Regions from separate parts of the Homo sapiens genome. Here region 1 is linked to region 2. Evidence: read pairs that join two places in POLR2A ChIA-PET (ENCODE). Cell type or tissue: Panc1. All regions are shown on one strand.

Region 1 (8,000 bases), 530 kb after region 2:
CTGAAATCACAGGAATATTAAAGTATTTTAACAATACCTACTGGCAAATTAATTAGATACTACCAATGCAATTCACAAATATTTACTAAGTATGTGCTCTATACAAGCACTCTAGTGAACACTAGGAACATGAAGAAAGAGCATAGTTTTTCCCTATGAGCAGATGGGTAAATTTCCTATCCAAATCTTAGGAAGACAATATTGCAAAGATGTTAATCCTCTTCATATTTGTCATTATATTTGATGTAATAATTACAATTATATTTTCACACTTAAAGAGATCTTACCATATGTCAGGCACTGAGTTAAATGCTCATAAAATCCAAAGCAAAATCACAAGTTCAGGCAAACTTGCAAAATGACTGTAAAGTTTATCCAAAAAATAAACATTTGAGAATAGCAAAGAAAATTCTGGGAAAGAAAAACACAAGTGTGGATAAACCAACTGTAATTGTGGTTTGCAACAATAGATAGCTCAATGGAAAGAACTCAAAAATAACCACAAGATTATGGATAACTTCAGTAAAATTGGGGTTTCTAATCAGGTTTACAATAAAAAGTTTTTGGGACACCTGGATAGCCATTTGTGAAACAGTAAAGCTAGATTTCTACCTAATTCCTTATCCCCAAAATGGAGGTAGCAAAGACATAAATGTAAAAAATTAAACTATTAAGAGAACTAAATAAAACTGCACATAGTTTTTATAATATACTGGAAAGACTTTAAAAATATTTATTATTGAGTTGGCAAGAACATACATACTGATACAAACCGTACCCAAAGACACATGTTAAACAGGGGAAAATTATTATCAGTTTTTAGGACCAAAGATTGAGCCTTCATAAAACAACTAAAAATATGAAGAGCCCATTTTTAACAAGAAGGGCAATCAATATAGAAGGAGATGGCTCAGAGTAAAAGGAATATGCATGGTTAATAAATATGTGAAAAGATGCTCAAGTTTTGTCACAAATTTTAAAGAACAAAAATTAAAACAATGTGATATTTTTCACTTAATCCAATTATCATATTTTTGAGCCTCCATTATGTGCCAGGTGTATTTTCATGTTGTCTTATGAGCATATTTTAATATTTCTTGTAGTAATATTGCCCATAATCTATCAATTTTTAACAATATGATCAGCAGTTTGAATGGGAGCAGATGCCTCTGAAGAGCTTGATAATGCTTGAAAGGTGTTTTTTCCGGGTTCTAGTGATTCTCCTGCCTCAGCCTCCTGAGTAGCTGGGACTACAGGTGCCCACCACCACACCTGGCTAATTTTTGTACTTTTAGTAGAGATGGGGTTTCACCATGTTGGTCAGGCTGGTCTCAAACTCCTGACCTCAAGTAATCCACCCACTTCAGCCTCCCAAAGTTCTGGGATTATAGGCGTAAACCACCGCGCCCAGCCCAACCTGACTATTTTAAATGCTTACAAAATTAATTTCCTCTTATGTAATTATACTTTATTGAATTGACAATATTGCTGACAGTAAAAACTAACACTGGAATGTTGAAAACAAACCTAATTAGAATCGTAGCCCCCTGACTCTTCTCTTGTATCCACTGGAAGCAAGAAGAGCAGTTCTTCATCTCTTCATTCTTTCATTTAGTGAGTGTTCATTGAGTGTTTTACTCTGTGCCAGCACAGAGCTAGGTACTGGGGAACACCAAAATGAACAAGAGAGAGCATTAATTCCCTGCTCTCAGATTTTACCATCTAACTGGGTCTACAGGCAAGTAAACTGGCAAGAACACTTTGTTATAAGAACTTGCATTGTATCAAGTAACTGAAAGCCTTCCCGTCACCATCCTTTGCATCTGGGAACAAAGTAGTGCTGCCCAAGGTGACAGATTATTGCTGTGACTATACTAGATACTCATTTGAAGATTATTGGGGTACCTTATTTCAAGTATCTTTCTAAAGTGATACCTAAATGCAGTTAGGTCATAGACTCCCTCAAAATTAATAAGACTAAAGTTTTTGGCAATCGGGGAGAGATTTTCTAGGTCTAAATGAATCATTAGGAATGAGTAAGCCCCAGACATAACAAATGTTCTATAATTAAGAAGATAAAGAAGTATGTTAAGAAGCATAATAAATCTTAGAATAACCCCAAAAGGTGTCCATTTGTCTTTGTCCACAAATACTGGGAAAAAAAAAAAACAAAAGAAATAATCAAATGTGGAATTCCAAATGGTCTATGCCTTTTAAAACCCGGTAAGCTAATATACATTTTCTTAGGGAAAAAAAACCCTCAGTATATACCGAAGAATTAAAAGTTTCACATGTTACTTTATAGAGTTCCTAAATTAGACTGAATCATATGAAATTACTGAAATATGATTTTTTACATATAAAATTGGCACTTTCATGTGGTTCATCCTAATAGCATGGAATCTTTTCAATTCCTAAGAGAAAATGTTTGAGTAATGAGTAATTTATAGAGCTCTCACTATTAGCCAAACACTGTGCTAAACCCTGTATGACTTCAATCCACGATATTTGCCTGGGGTCCAAAAATCTGGGGCTAGAATTGAGGGTTTTTGAACTTAAGTGAAAAAATTTTACATATTATTTTCACTAACCTTTAACTAGAATTTGGCATTTTTTACCATTATAGATACAAATGGTGAACTTTGGTAATGTTAGTGATAATTATGTATGTCTTTGTCACCAATAGAAATTACAAGTATTTTGATATTGTATTACAGTTGTTACAGATATCTCAAAACATCATTTTTTACTCATCACAAACTTGAAAGTTCCTGTTGGTAACAAAACCACTTTTAGATCTTGTTATTTAATATGTTTATTACTAGTTGCAATTTTGCTTATAAAATATCCTGGTAGCAATATGATTGGGTGGCTTTATACTATTAATCTTTTATGTATTTCAAATTTATTTATTCTGATAAGAAGTTCCAAGAGCTTCCCCAGACTGGCAAATGGATCCATGGCACAAAAAGTTAAGACCCCCTGCTGTCCTTTGATCCTGGTAGCTACTCTGTATTGTAGGTAATAGTCTCATCCCCAATGTACAGATAGGAAAGATTGGGTCAGTTGCTAAAGGTACGCAGCTAATAAATAAGACAGCCATGTTTTACAATGGTTCTAGCTTCAAAGCCCATGATTTTACCCAGGACCTACACCTCCAGTTCCTCTAGGAAATTTCCAGGTGACCAATGTAGATCATGACAGTCAAGATACAGATGATCATTAAATAATATTAGTGTGAACTTGAAAATGTTTCCCTTGAGCTGCAGCAAGGATTATACAACAACCCATTTAAAAAGTATCGTCCGTGGTGATCACAAGTTTAAAGTATGAACAAGAAGACATTAACTGAGGAATAAGAAGAGTAAGCCCTAGGTAATGGTCATTGCAAAAAAGAGGGTGAAGACCTCAGAGACTCAGAGAAGGGCCCGTGGGGAGGTGAAAGGAGGCCAAAATGGATGATCCAACACATCCAGTATGACAAGGTTGTAACTAGTGACATTTATTTCTTACTCAATTGGTGACCACTGCCTTCTTTTTCTACATCTTGTGCTATGGTTTGAATGTTCCTCCAAAACTCATGTTGAAACTTAATTGCCATCGTAACAGTATTAACTGGTGGAACATTTAAGAAGTGACTAGGTCATGAAGGTTCTGCCTTCCTGGGTGGATTAATGCCATTATCACAAGAGTGGATTCATTATCACAGGCATGATAAAAAGACAAGTTCAGCCCCCATTTTTCTCTTTTTTGAGCACTTGCTTCCACCTTCCCCTTTCTGCCATAGGATGACCCTCACCAGATGCTAGTGTTGTGCTCTTGGACTTCCTAGACTCCAGAACCATGTGCCAAATAAACTTCTGTTCCTTACAAATTACCCAGTCTGTGGTATCCTGTTATAGCAACAGAAAACAAAGCAAGACTGTTTTTATTCCCCTTTCTTTCCTTTGTTTCCATTCAGTATCTAGTTTAGATTTTTATCTTACTTCTTCACATTCTAGTCAGTCTTCAGCTTGAAATAGAGGGAAATATGTCAGGTTGTATCCAGTGTAATTCAGGCTTATATGTTCATCCATCCATTTGGGCTTTCATAGGTTTTCACATGTGATAGAAAGAGATGAAGGATGCAAAGTAAGGCTGAGATTCCCCAACTAAGCAGGAAAGCACTAGGATTCCACACATATCATTTCTTTCATTTAGTATTTAAGTCATGTGCCAGATCCTGAGCTAGATCCAGGGGATACCCAAGTACCCTTCAGTCTTTCCAGGGTAACCAGATATTAACAAATACAAATACTATCCTCCCAAAATCTACTCTTTTAGTTGTGTAAGGGATGTAGATATGATAGTTGATGTAGATGAGACAGCTGTCTTCATTTTAATTAAAGAACAATGAGGATCTCTAGGACACCTCACCATTTCTGGGATACCACAGCTGGGAAATAGTCCACTAGGGGAATGCATTGGTGAGCTTCTACTACAACTATTCCTTGGCTTGATTCACTGCTATCAGTCTCCCAATGGTGTGGTGACTTGTGTTCATGACTCTTCATTCAGTGACTTGGGTGTAAATTCCCACCTCCACATTCTTAGAGAAAGCCTTGGGCAAGTTAGCCTCTTTGTGCCTTAGTTTCTTCATCTGCATGATGAAGTTGATCATATAATTCTCTTCCTAAAGTTGTTGTCGGGATTCGAAGATATGTAAAATACATGGCATCTGTGGTTTCATAAATGTAGCCATTTTTATCACAACTGATACGAATACCATTACCTTCTCTGCTTATCTGCTTTGCCTCTTAAATCCCAAAACTACAAATAGATTTCATTTCAGTGAGGAAAGGAAGGCTCAGGGATTGATGAAAACAACATTTCTCCTGTCAATTATAGATGTTTTTTGTGGCAGAGAAGATTATGAAACAAATTTCCCCAGCTCTTTGGAGAGACAGAAAAGAATGGCTAAGAAGAGCTGACTCTCTCAGTGACAGAAAGGCATGCTTTCAGCAAGGTACCCTCTAAGGGATATGAAGCTTAGGTTACCAAGGCATTGTAAGTTTTCACAATCGTGCAAACATAAATGATTAACCCATTTTAAAGCTTTGGATATTAGAGCTTTATTCTCATATCATTCTTAAGGCTTATACTCAAGGATCGGTGTAGAGTCAAAACCACATAATGATGATGACCTTCTGATAACCGAAGCTGGTTTGATGGCCACTAGATGGAGAGATTAGAAAAGTAGCTTGTATTGAACTACTATCACTATCAAGCACTATGTGTAGGAATTTTTATATATTCTTGAATCATCACAATAGATCTATGAAATAGGAATTGTAACTGCATTTTGATGAGAAAACTGAATTTAACAAAATTGAATAATTTGTCAAAAAGAAAACCCAGCCAGAAAGGGGCAGCATCAGGATTTGAACACTGGGACATGTGACTGCAGAGCCCACATCCGGTCACATATACCACCCTAGGCACATGGTGTGTTAAATGTGCCACTAAAGTAGCTGTGAGATATTAGCTTCACATGTGAAAAACTGCCTCTCAATCCCACCTCCATCCCCCACATCACAAATTAGTTTATATTCATTATCACTGAATTTCACAAGCCCACATGAGATTAAAATCCTTATTGGTATCATAATCTTTGTTAAACCTACGAAGAATCCATAGCCCCATAACAAAATGCCATGTCAAAGGTTAAGCCGAACTTAGAAAGTGAGTGATTTAACTAAAAAGAACATGCTGACTAGTAGGTTTCTCTGGATAAGAGTAAAGAGGTTCCAGTAGACTCAGAACTTGTCATTTGTCAAAGTTCACAGGAGGGAAGGTGTTATCTTTTTCTGTCTAACTCCAGGTTCACAAGACAAGGCATATTGCCAAAAAAAAGTCAAGAGGTTATCTACCGTCAACATTAGGAGGATCTGAATAGTCAGGGAACAGTGTTTGGGATGAAATTCTCAAAGACCTTATCCTTGGGCCAATGGTTTTAAAAGTGAACTTTTTCTTTCTATTTGACATTCATGAATCATATCATAAATAACTGGCCAGGATTATACTTAGCCTGGGTATTAACCATTTCATAGCTCTGTGTCTGTTTACCCATGAATCTCCTCTTCTCTGAAACAAATGTATACTTTCTGCTGACTTTTCAAATAAAATTCAGGTGAGCTGTGAAAGTGCCTTGCACTCGTTCAAAAAGCTAATCCCGTAAAGTCAACCATAGATAAAAATGTATGGCCTACAGTATTTACCTTCATTGCACATATGTGATGTTTTCTCATCTAAATTTTCTACCTGAAGATACTTTGCTCCCAAGAAAGCAGGTTCTACAATGATGTTTGTGAATTTTTTATCCAATCTATAACCTATTGTTTTCTGGCAATGCCCATGCCAGAGAGGGTTGGCCTTTTGGGGTGGGAGAGGGATACACTACCTGTGGGGGCGCCCACAAGCCAGCTCCCATAAGGACCACCATCCAGACAAACAGCCCTCAAAGTTTGACCAGCAAATGAAATTGCCCCAGAACTGTTCAAATGTGAAGTTGAAAACTCTGGGGACTTTTCTCCTGGGTGGTGAGTATGGGCAAATATATTAACTCACCATTTCAATTAAACAAAAAGAATATTCAAAATAAAAATCTTCCCAACATGCATAACTAAAGAGAGGCCAACTCACTCATCTCTCTGGGGTCAGTTTGCCTTCTGCAAAAAGTAGAACTGAAATAGACTACTTCTAAGAGGCTCAATAATGCTGGTGTTGATTCTAACTTTAGAGTAATCTAATTGCAGAGCAATTTGGAGACTTTACAAGTAGATAAAATGGGAAAAGGAATTTGCTGAAGATTTGAGATAAGTTAGAATTTTAATTCCATTTCTCTGGAGTTTCCCTCGGGGCCTGCTCATTCTTTACCCTCCAATTGGCATTTGGAATAGCACAAGAATCATTTTATAAATAAAGAGCTGGGGAGAAAGGTCAAGTTAACAAGTTAGTATCATACATTATTTCATTCAGTGACTATTTACCAATGCCTTTTATCTACTAGACTTTATGCATAGAAATAAGGTTGATCAAATCATGTTTATTTTTTAAAAGAAAACACACCCAATTTTATCTAATGAAAGGCAAAAATGACCAAATTTCCTTGATATGTATAATCATTCTGTCTTGTTTCTACTTTGAACGTTATTTTTTGGCATGGTGCAGGTAAGGGAACACACCAAAAAAATCATATCATTCCTCTAGAGAACTTTGAAGCAAGAAGAGATCATAGTCTCTAATTCCATCATGTGATGATCAACATATTGACCTGCTGCTCAACCATTATCAAAGTCTTCACCCAGTTTTGAAATCCCAAAGGGCTGCATCTGTCCTTGGCCCAAGCATGCCATTCTCATTAGTATGAGTGGGATATATTCTTACAGGCAAAGGGCAATTTGTAGCCCCAATTCTGCAAGAAAAACCGTGATTCATGTAGACATTATCTTAGTCCTGGCTTCTCATAAGCTAGCTTATCTTATCTACCTTGCACCTTGGCATGTTTTCTGTTTCTACGAGTCTAACTACACAGTGCTTTGTCTGAAACTCTGGATGATAAGGGCTTTTTGTTCTCATAATCTTTTTTAAAAACCATATTCAATAATCAAGTAAATGCAGATAGAACATTTATTTTTAAAACTGCTTAAACAGAGACTGGGAATATTTGTGGACTAATGGTGTTGAGCAAAGACAGTCTATAACAGGACAATAACTACCTGCCCTGAAATGTGTCAGAAAGCGGGATCCACTTCTCCTCCTCCTGGCCCAGGGGGGTTCACATGCACCAGTGCTTCCCTAAATTCTCCATTGAAGGGTATCCCACTCATTAACTGAAATAGATGCTATGGGGGAAAGGAATAGCAGATGGTGTGGGGGAAAGGGCTACTTTGCAAAGATTATACTTAATCATAATTAATAAAGAAAGAGCGACAGAGCCCAGCAAATATGGTATCTCACCT
Region 2 (8,000 bases):
ACTTGGGTGTGACCACATAATCATAAAGTGGCAAAAAAAAAATAGAGCTGTCTTAGATGGTCCTTAATACTAAAAAATGATGTATCTCTTCCTCCCTGGTTGTTTTGTGGTCCCCACCACTGCACCAAGGTTTTAGGGTCTCTTACAGTAGGCAAGGGTGCCCAATCATACCGACGTGATTGTGAGGTCACCAAGTATTAAGCAAAGTCTCAGAAAGGAGTGTTCTTTTTTTTTTTTTTTTTTTTTTGCCCTTAGAAAAAGTAGATCTTTTACATGGCTTGGCTCACAATTTAAGTGGTTATAAATATATATACATATGATATAGTGGTATAAATAGATTTATAAATATACATCATTTTTTGCTACACTTTGAACACCAACATGTAATCTTTGGGCTTAGCAGAATAAAAGATAGAATAACACAAAGTCTATCTTGCTGGAGCACATTTACTCGGTTTCTCCTCTAGAGAAGCAAATCATTAGATAAGACATCATTTCCTGCACTACTGGACACACTCAATGAGGTAACTGTTGTTGAACAACTTTGCAATGCCCTTTCATCTTCCATTAAATTAACCATAAAATGTAAAAACACAAATACTGAGGAAAATCTGAGTTTTACAGAAAAAATACAATTGATGTGTTGGGGATAGGAATGTTCATTACCCGCTTTTACCCCAAGATGACTAGAATACCCGTTTTTTGTTGTTTGTGTGTTTGTTTTTAAAGTGTGGCCTGAGCCTATCTACCTCGAATCCTTCCTGGTAGAGCACCATGTTTGTGCAATTTTGACATTAAAAAAAAAAAAAAAAAAAAAGCAACAAAAACCAACAACAAAACACCACCCAGACTCAAGCCCCCAAATCGCACACACACAAAGCCACCTATGCTTTGGGGAAATTTTCGCAGTGGTTTTAAAACATGGCATTTTTTTCTTCTTCACATTTTCTGATAATACAATGGATGCAAAAGTCATGTGGCCGCTCTGAATGGCCACAGGACTCGGTGGGGAGGGCAGGGCGGTGGGAGGATTCTGCTCTTTTGGAGGGAGAGACAGGTTGGTAAAGCCTTCCTGTCACCCTTCCGGTAAAATTGTGGCTGGGGGAAAAACATGAACTATCAACAAAAATATACAAGATTCCCTTTCTTGTTTCTTCTACTTAAGTTATTCTTGGGTAATCCTGCACACATACCCCCAAGTTATGTACAATGCTGTTCAAATGATAGGATCCCAGGAATGAACACATCAACTGTCCAACATTGGCAATTACCCAAACCTCATTTTCAAACCATTATTAGAGAGAGAGGTTGACTGAAGTCATATATTTGTTTAACTAAATCTTAGGTACTTATACAGATGTGCAGAAATTATCTACAAAGAATGGCCACAAGACAAAAATACATTTATACTCAAATTACAAGGAATCTTTCCAGTCATTGTAAACTTTTTTAATTATTGCTTTCTGAATGATAAATTGTATAATAAATTATGAAGGATTATCATTGAAAAAATAATTATGACTAGGTAATAGTCTTAGTAATGGGAAGGCTATGCAAACATGTCCACACAAATATTCAAAATACACAGGGGCAAATATATAGACACAGGTGTAAATAAGTATATATAATATGTATACAGATATATATATATATATATATATGGCCTTTGCCTTGTTCATGCCCTGAGATTTCAGTAACTTTGGAGTTCCTTCTTTAATTCCAGAGGTGAGGGGAAACCATTTGCTGTCGAGAGAGCTTTGCAGAGCTGGGATTATGTACAAGCCACTTCCTACAGGCACCCTGACTCACCAAGTCATAACTTAAGAAACAAAATAAGTGTTTTCTGAAAATCTTAAGGATCCATTGGTTCAACTGTTTCTTGTTTGACCTTTACAGGTACCAGAGGTAGTGGGTTGCTGGGAGGCAACTTCATGAGGGGTAGATCTGATGACTCATAAAGGCTGCACCCTGAGGAGAGGAGTCCATTCCCCATGTTTCTTTGCAAAGACACTTTCAGGCCAGTTTCTTCTTTCTCTTTTCTGACCACGGCCAGAATTTCCTTCTCCACTACAGAGATCACACTGATGTCATCCTCCACGTCCTCGAGCCGGTCAGCATTGTCACTGATGTCAAACTTCTCGATTTCTTCATTGATTCGGGTCAGATCTTCCAAGGGCAGCCCAGGCGCCGGGGCCGCAGCGCAGTTCCCTTTCAGGTGAACCTTGAGGCTACAGAGATGGATGTAGTTCTTGTGGCACTGGGAGCACTTGTGGGGCCGCTCCCGGGTGTGCAGACGCTTGTGCAGTTTCAGGTGCACAAACTGGGTGAACTTGGCAGGGCACACCTTGCATTGGTATGGTTTCTCTCCAGAATGGAGTCGCAGGTGGGTCTTGAGATTGCTGGTGCTGCTAAATCTCTTGTGGCAGACCTACAGTGTAGGGGAGAGAGACAGCAGGGAAGGGAGACAGGAAGGCCAGAAGATTAAGAGTTGCCAACGGGAGGGGCAGGCTTACCGGCCAACGCCCAGCAACCTAGGAGGTGAGAAGCCTCCTTGTGGCACCTCCAGTGTGGTATTAAGCAAACGGGGGGATGTGGGCACACAGCACACGAGGGGCTGTTTATTTCCCCTACCATTTTCCCACCCACTGGAAGCTGGCTGTGCCATCTCAAGTCATCAGCAGATACAAAGTACTGGGAAGGACCATAGTGCCATCAGTCCAGGATGGGACAACGCAGAATCTGGTGTTGGCTTTAACTACGGGCTATATAGGACATGGGAGGGTGACTCACAGACATTTTCTACAAAGGTCAGAAGGTCTACCCAGAAAATACTGCGCACCTGGCATTCATGTGGCTTTTCTCCCGTGTGTACCAGGTAGTGTTTCTGCAGGTGGGCGAGCTGAGTAAAGCCCTTGTTGCAAGTCTGACATTTGAAAGGCCGTTCTCCACTGTGCACTCTCAGGTGGACCTGGGAAGAAGCCACATGTGTTAGCTCTGCTCTCAAGCTGGCTCTGAGACCTAACATTTCTGCTCCAAGACTCAAGTGTTGATGCAAATATCTTAAGAAAAGCATCAAGACAGTCTTAAAAAGAAGAAATCTTCATGTTTTCAGAATGGTGTTTTTCTTAAAAGCACAAAAATCACAGGCTAGCAGGGAGTTTCACCTAATCTTCTAGTCCAAACCCCTAATTTTTTTATTATTCAGAAGAAAATCAGGAGAAGGGAAGTCACTTGTCCAAAGTCAAAGAGCTAGAAGTGGCAAAAGCCAGGCGGAATCCATACCCACTATCCCCAACCGGGGGCTCATACTACTGCAAATGCAATCGATACCCCATGGAAAGCAAGCTAAATACAAACACAAGCATGCACTCACAGCCCCTTGGACTGCTCTCTCTCAAGGCCTACCTTCAGATTGGAGAGCTGGCCGAAAGTCTTGGCGCAAACGTTGCATTCGTACTTGATCTTGCCGTTCTGCTTCTTCAGCGGGTAGGGAAGGGTCTTGTAGCCGGTCATGTTTCTTTTGTTTTTAATGAGATTCATGGCTTCGTCGCTGCTGGGGGCTGCCATCGCTGCTGAGGTAGCTTTGGGCTGCACCACATGTTCTGCCGTGGCGGCTGTTCCCGCCGTGGGAGACCCGCTTGTGGGGCTACAGGCCTTGTCCTTCATGCTGGCGGCGGCCCCGGTAAAGGAGAAGGCACTGTGGGGCGCCGGGACAAGCACCTCCCTGGGATGCTCCGGCTGGAGCAACCTCCGGGCTCCATCTGAGGGCAGCGAGCTCGGGAGAGAAGTGGGGTTGAGCATGGGGTGGGGCAGGCTGCCCCCACCGAGGAGATTGCTGTAGACAGGGCACAGCCTCGGGAAGAGGCCAAAGTTGTTGATGCCATTCATGCTGCTCACAGCGCTCAGGCCATTACAATTCATGCCGTAGGGGGGCAAGAGGAACTTGGGGTAGTGAGCGTTGTACGAGGGGATGAAAGCTGGCGGGAGGTGGGGCAGGGGTGCGTAGCCAGGGTAGGAGCCCAAACCTTCCGTGCCGTAGGACGCGTTCAAGTAAGCGTAGGAGTCCCGGTGCTCTTGAGAGCCGGGGCCCACAGGGGACACCGTATTCCCAGGGCTGCTGTGAGGGCTGGAGCTCTTGAGGCTTTGGTCGGGGCTGCTTCTTGCAGAGGGGCTTGGAGTGGTGGAGGATGGAATGGGGGAGCGAGTGATGTACGTGGGTCTCTCGATCCCGTAGGCCAGGGAAGCTTTCAAAAAGTCTTCTGGCAGAGGGGCCCGGATGGGGTAAACGACCCGAGGGTAGAAGGGCATTTCGGGGCTCCCACGTCTTCTAAAGTCATCGAGGTCCTTTTCTGATGTGAGGGGTGAAATGTTAGAACGGTAGAGGTCCTTTCCTTTGGAGGGGTTGGAGTCCAATTTTAGGATTTCTTTCACGCTGTACTCTCTCTTTGGGACATTCTTTGGGCAGAGTTCATTTTTCTCAGTGCTCGGTTGCTTTAGACTGCTCTGTGTTTGTGCTGAAATAAAGAAAAAGGGGCGATTACACAGAGGGCTAGAGAGAACTGAAGCAAAACTGCCAAAGTTGCTCCTCCTTCTTGAGAAAACCTGAGTAACAGCTGGCGACACAATCGCCACATATCTGGCTTCCAACGCACTCTCATTCTAGAAGGCTCTGGGCCACTCACTCAAAAGTGCAGTTCCGTTTCCTCCTCAGCAAAATGCGGACAATGGCAGCACAGACAGAACAAACAGCAGCCTTGGGTGATTCTGTTTTCATTAGTACAGACCTTATGATAGAAAATTGCTGTTTAGGCTGGAGTAAGATAGCCTAAGCTGGATGCAGTGGCTCTTGCCTGTAATCCCAGCACTTTGGGAGGCCGAGGTGGGCGGATCACCTGAGGTCGGAAGTTCGAGACCAGCCTGACCAACATGGAGAAACCCCATCTCTACTAAAAATACAAAATTAGCTGGGCGTGGTGGCGCACACCTGTAATCCCAGCTACTTGGGAGGCTGAGGCAGAAGAATCGCTTGAATCTGGGAGGTGGAGGTTGTGGTGAGCCGAGATTGTGCCATTGCACTCCAGACTGGGCAACAAGAGCAAAACTCTGTCTCAAAAAAGAAAAAAAAAAAAAAAACTTCCATTTTAATGGAGTGGAAAAATACTGGGGTGGGGACCCTGTCATAGGTTAATAAAAGTCTTTCTGATGTTCATGGTTTACCTAAAGGAAATCAGCATACCCTGAGAACTAAATGTGAAAGATTAAGACTCATTTCAAGTAATACACAGTCATCAATTTTCGCTTCTACTCTTGTTGAATACGAATTTGATAAAGCCCTGTTCAAACTGCCTATGCCAAGGAGCTTAGCGAAGTGAATACCACCTTCCTCGCGATGTGCAGACAGCCTAAGCACTTCACCAAGGCTCTGTCTGGTCTAGCCAGGATCCCAGCAGTGCTGGCCCCTGGAGTCACAAGGCGTGACAGTCACCTCTGCCAAACCACAATAGGTACTTCCTGAGCCAGTTCAATTACTTAGCGCACCCAAGAAAACAGAACAGGCTAAGAGGAAAGCACTTATTCCCAAAGACGGCACGTTATTACTTGGTAAAGATACTATTTAGGAACAGCAGCAATGAGGACAGTTCTAGACTATCCCTGCCACAGCCAGCCCTGTCTCCTCGCTACACAATAAATGATGCCTTCAGGAAAAAACACCCATCTGGGCAGGGAAAACTGAAAATTCCCTGCTCAGCCTTGCCTGGAAACCAAAAGTAAAACATACGATGTTTAGTTTGAGCTCTGATTATTGGAGGACAGTCACTCAAGCCAGGACACCTGCCCTAGGAACGCACTGAAGGCATTGGCTGTCAATGTGTGGAGATGCCTTCAGAGGCAGCAGGTTTGGGGGATCATGCTGAAGCCTTTGTGCAAATATCCTTCATCGTCTAAAAAATGTCTCTGCTTGAATTTAGTTGAGAAAGAACTCCACACTTGCTATCTGATAGGTCTAGAAATGAACTCTGTGAAACTCCAGAACTGAACCCTTTAAATGTATTCTCTAGGCTGACTGGCTTGAGGGATTCGATTCCAATTTGAGAGCCCCTTAGAGAATGTTATCTCCTGCCAGCGGTTATCAGTTCCTCCTGGGCGAGCCTGAAGCCCCAGAATAAACACAGAGAAGAACGCTATCAGGGAAGATGCTGACGGGGGGGCCGTGATGGAAAGCTTGCTGAGGGAGAGGGATTTCTGAAGCCACTAAAACAAAATAAATATCTCCTTATCAGGCCAATATCGGTCTTTCAGTGAGGCCCAGCAGGCAGGAAGTTCTAATTGTCACTTTTGTTTTTTAAAGCTAAAATGGTAAAGGATGAGAAAGACAACTAAGCTTGAAAACTGATAGGCAAGGCATCTCACAGCCACAGGAAGGAATTTTATGAAGGTGAAAAAGAATTATTTGGAAACATCTATATAGGGTCAAATTCATAATGATTTTTAAAAACGATGCCGCTCGAATAAAATGGAAATACAAAAAACTTTACCCTCATGACTTTGAGCCATTTTTACTCAAATTATGTATCTAAGTCTCATATTTTTTCCAGTGGCTTCCACACTCCCTTGGTTCTATAATTCAACAAATAATAATAGCATAAATGTGCAATAAGCATAAAGTTTCAGTCCATCTGTGGCACTGCCCCTCACATTTAGCCAGGGATTCTTCTTAAGTACCTTAATATAATTTGAATGTTGAACTGATATGAAACTTATGATTGGGCCAACAAAAAAGCCAGAATTTTAAACTTTCTATGCAAAACACTTAGCACAGTGCCTAGTATATAGTAAACTCACAATAAATGTTTGCTATCTCTAATGCCTTCAGAAAAATAGATTTGCATCTTATTCTAAAAGAACATCCAGAGTGACATGTTAGCCTCCCTAAGATGCTCTACAGGTGGAAATTAGGAAGTCCATATACAGTAAAGGTGCATTTTAAAAAATCATCCTTCAGCAGCTGAGTAATCAGTGGAGCTGGTGTCATTTCTGACTCTCCCACTCAGCAACAGCTTGAGTTAACATGAAAAAGAAAATCAAGATCTGTTTTTGTTCTGAAATCTTAAATGGCTGTAGGCGGACGGAGTCATTTCAAGAGTGAACTGCTTCTGAAGACTCCGAATGGCTTAATTATGCCGACTCACATTTTCGATCTATAATAAGAACCCCAAGACTATAAGAAAGAACCTAGAAGTTCTGCAGTAGGCAAAACAAAGTCTCTTTTCAACTGAAACTGAGAAAGCAGATTAACATTTAGAAGTCTATAATTTGGTCAACTGTTTTCTAGATGGGTTAGTTAGATAGATAGAAAAAAAATACCTCCCCCCCTGCCAAATTTGGGAGGGGTAGGGGTTTCAAACTTATTAGTTCTTTTATTCCTTTTCCTTTGTTTTTAGAAAAATGCCATTTTGTGATTTCTGGCTACTTACTTTTCTTTCCTTTGGTTTGTTTCAAATCCCTTCTTCTCCAAACTCTACCGCCTGAACCATCACTGCCATTTAAGCCCTCATGGAGATTCTTGCACCACCTCTATTGTGCTTTAAGCATGGAAACCCAACACAGTTCATTTGGAGACACAATCTACCTATTAGGCCTGATGAAATAGTGGAAATTTTCCTGATCACAGTCTCAATCATCAGCTGCCACGCCTAAGACAACCGGTTTCACAACTGGCAGCAGGAATCTTGTTTTAATGTGACTGGTTATTGTTAACTCTCATTCTTTACTATGAATATTGGACAATGAAATGTGCTTGAAAATGTTAAACCACCATTTAGAAAAAATTCTGCCAAAATAAAAGGGGACATACTGCATAAATAAAAAGGGATAAATAAAAGGTGTCATTTCACAGTATATATGACAGTTGCTTCTGAACACAAAGTAGAAGCACTTGAACCTTAAAATACTGTGCAAAACCTTTCTTTGAGGAATAAAAACGCCAGGCCTTTAAACCC

The links. ChIA-PET counts read pairs that join two places held together with the same protein. Peaks named below come from ENCODE experiments on the same cell type or tissue, not always from the same donor. Only the 100,000 strongest peaks of a DNase experiment are listed, where the experiment ranks them.
Region 1: POLR2A ChIA-PET joins it to region 2 with 15 read pairs; 2 of 35 experiments call an interaction of 5 or more read pairs at or near these places.

What each region holds. Positions count from the first base shown.
Region 1 is chr6:105,567,794-105,575,793 of GRCh38, reverse strand. No RefSeq gene overlaps it. Among named protein-coding and RNA genes, the nearest start is that of LINC02836, 61 kb to the left of the region's middle. In Panc1, no CTCF peak of the experiment used is centred here; no DNase peak of the experiment used is centred here; H3K27ac peaks cover 2,949 bases.
Region 2 is chr6:106,101,339-106,109,338 of GRCh38, reverse strand. It overlaps PRDM1 (PR/SET domain 1), which reads right to left. Exons shown (of 7, transcript NM_001198.4): 5 at 3,406-4,514; 6 at 2,840-2,968; 7 at 1-2,428. The coding sequence ends at 1,853. Among named protein-coding and RNA genes, the nearest start is that of PRDM1, 19 kb to the right of the region's middle. RefSeq lists enhancers at 3,137-3,850, 3,851-4,565. In Panc1, no CTCF peak of the experiment used is centred here; no DNase peak of the experiment used is centred here; H3K4me3 peaks cover 679 bases; H3K27ac peaks cover 725 bases.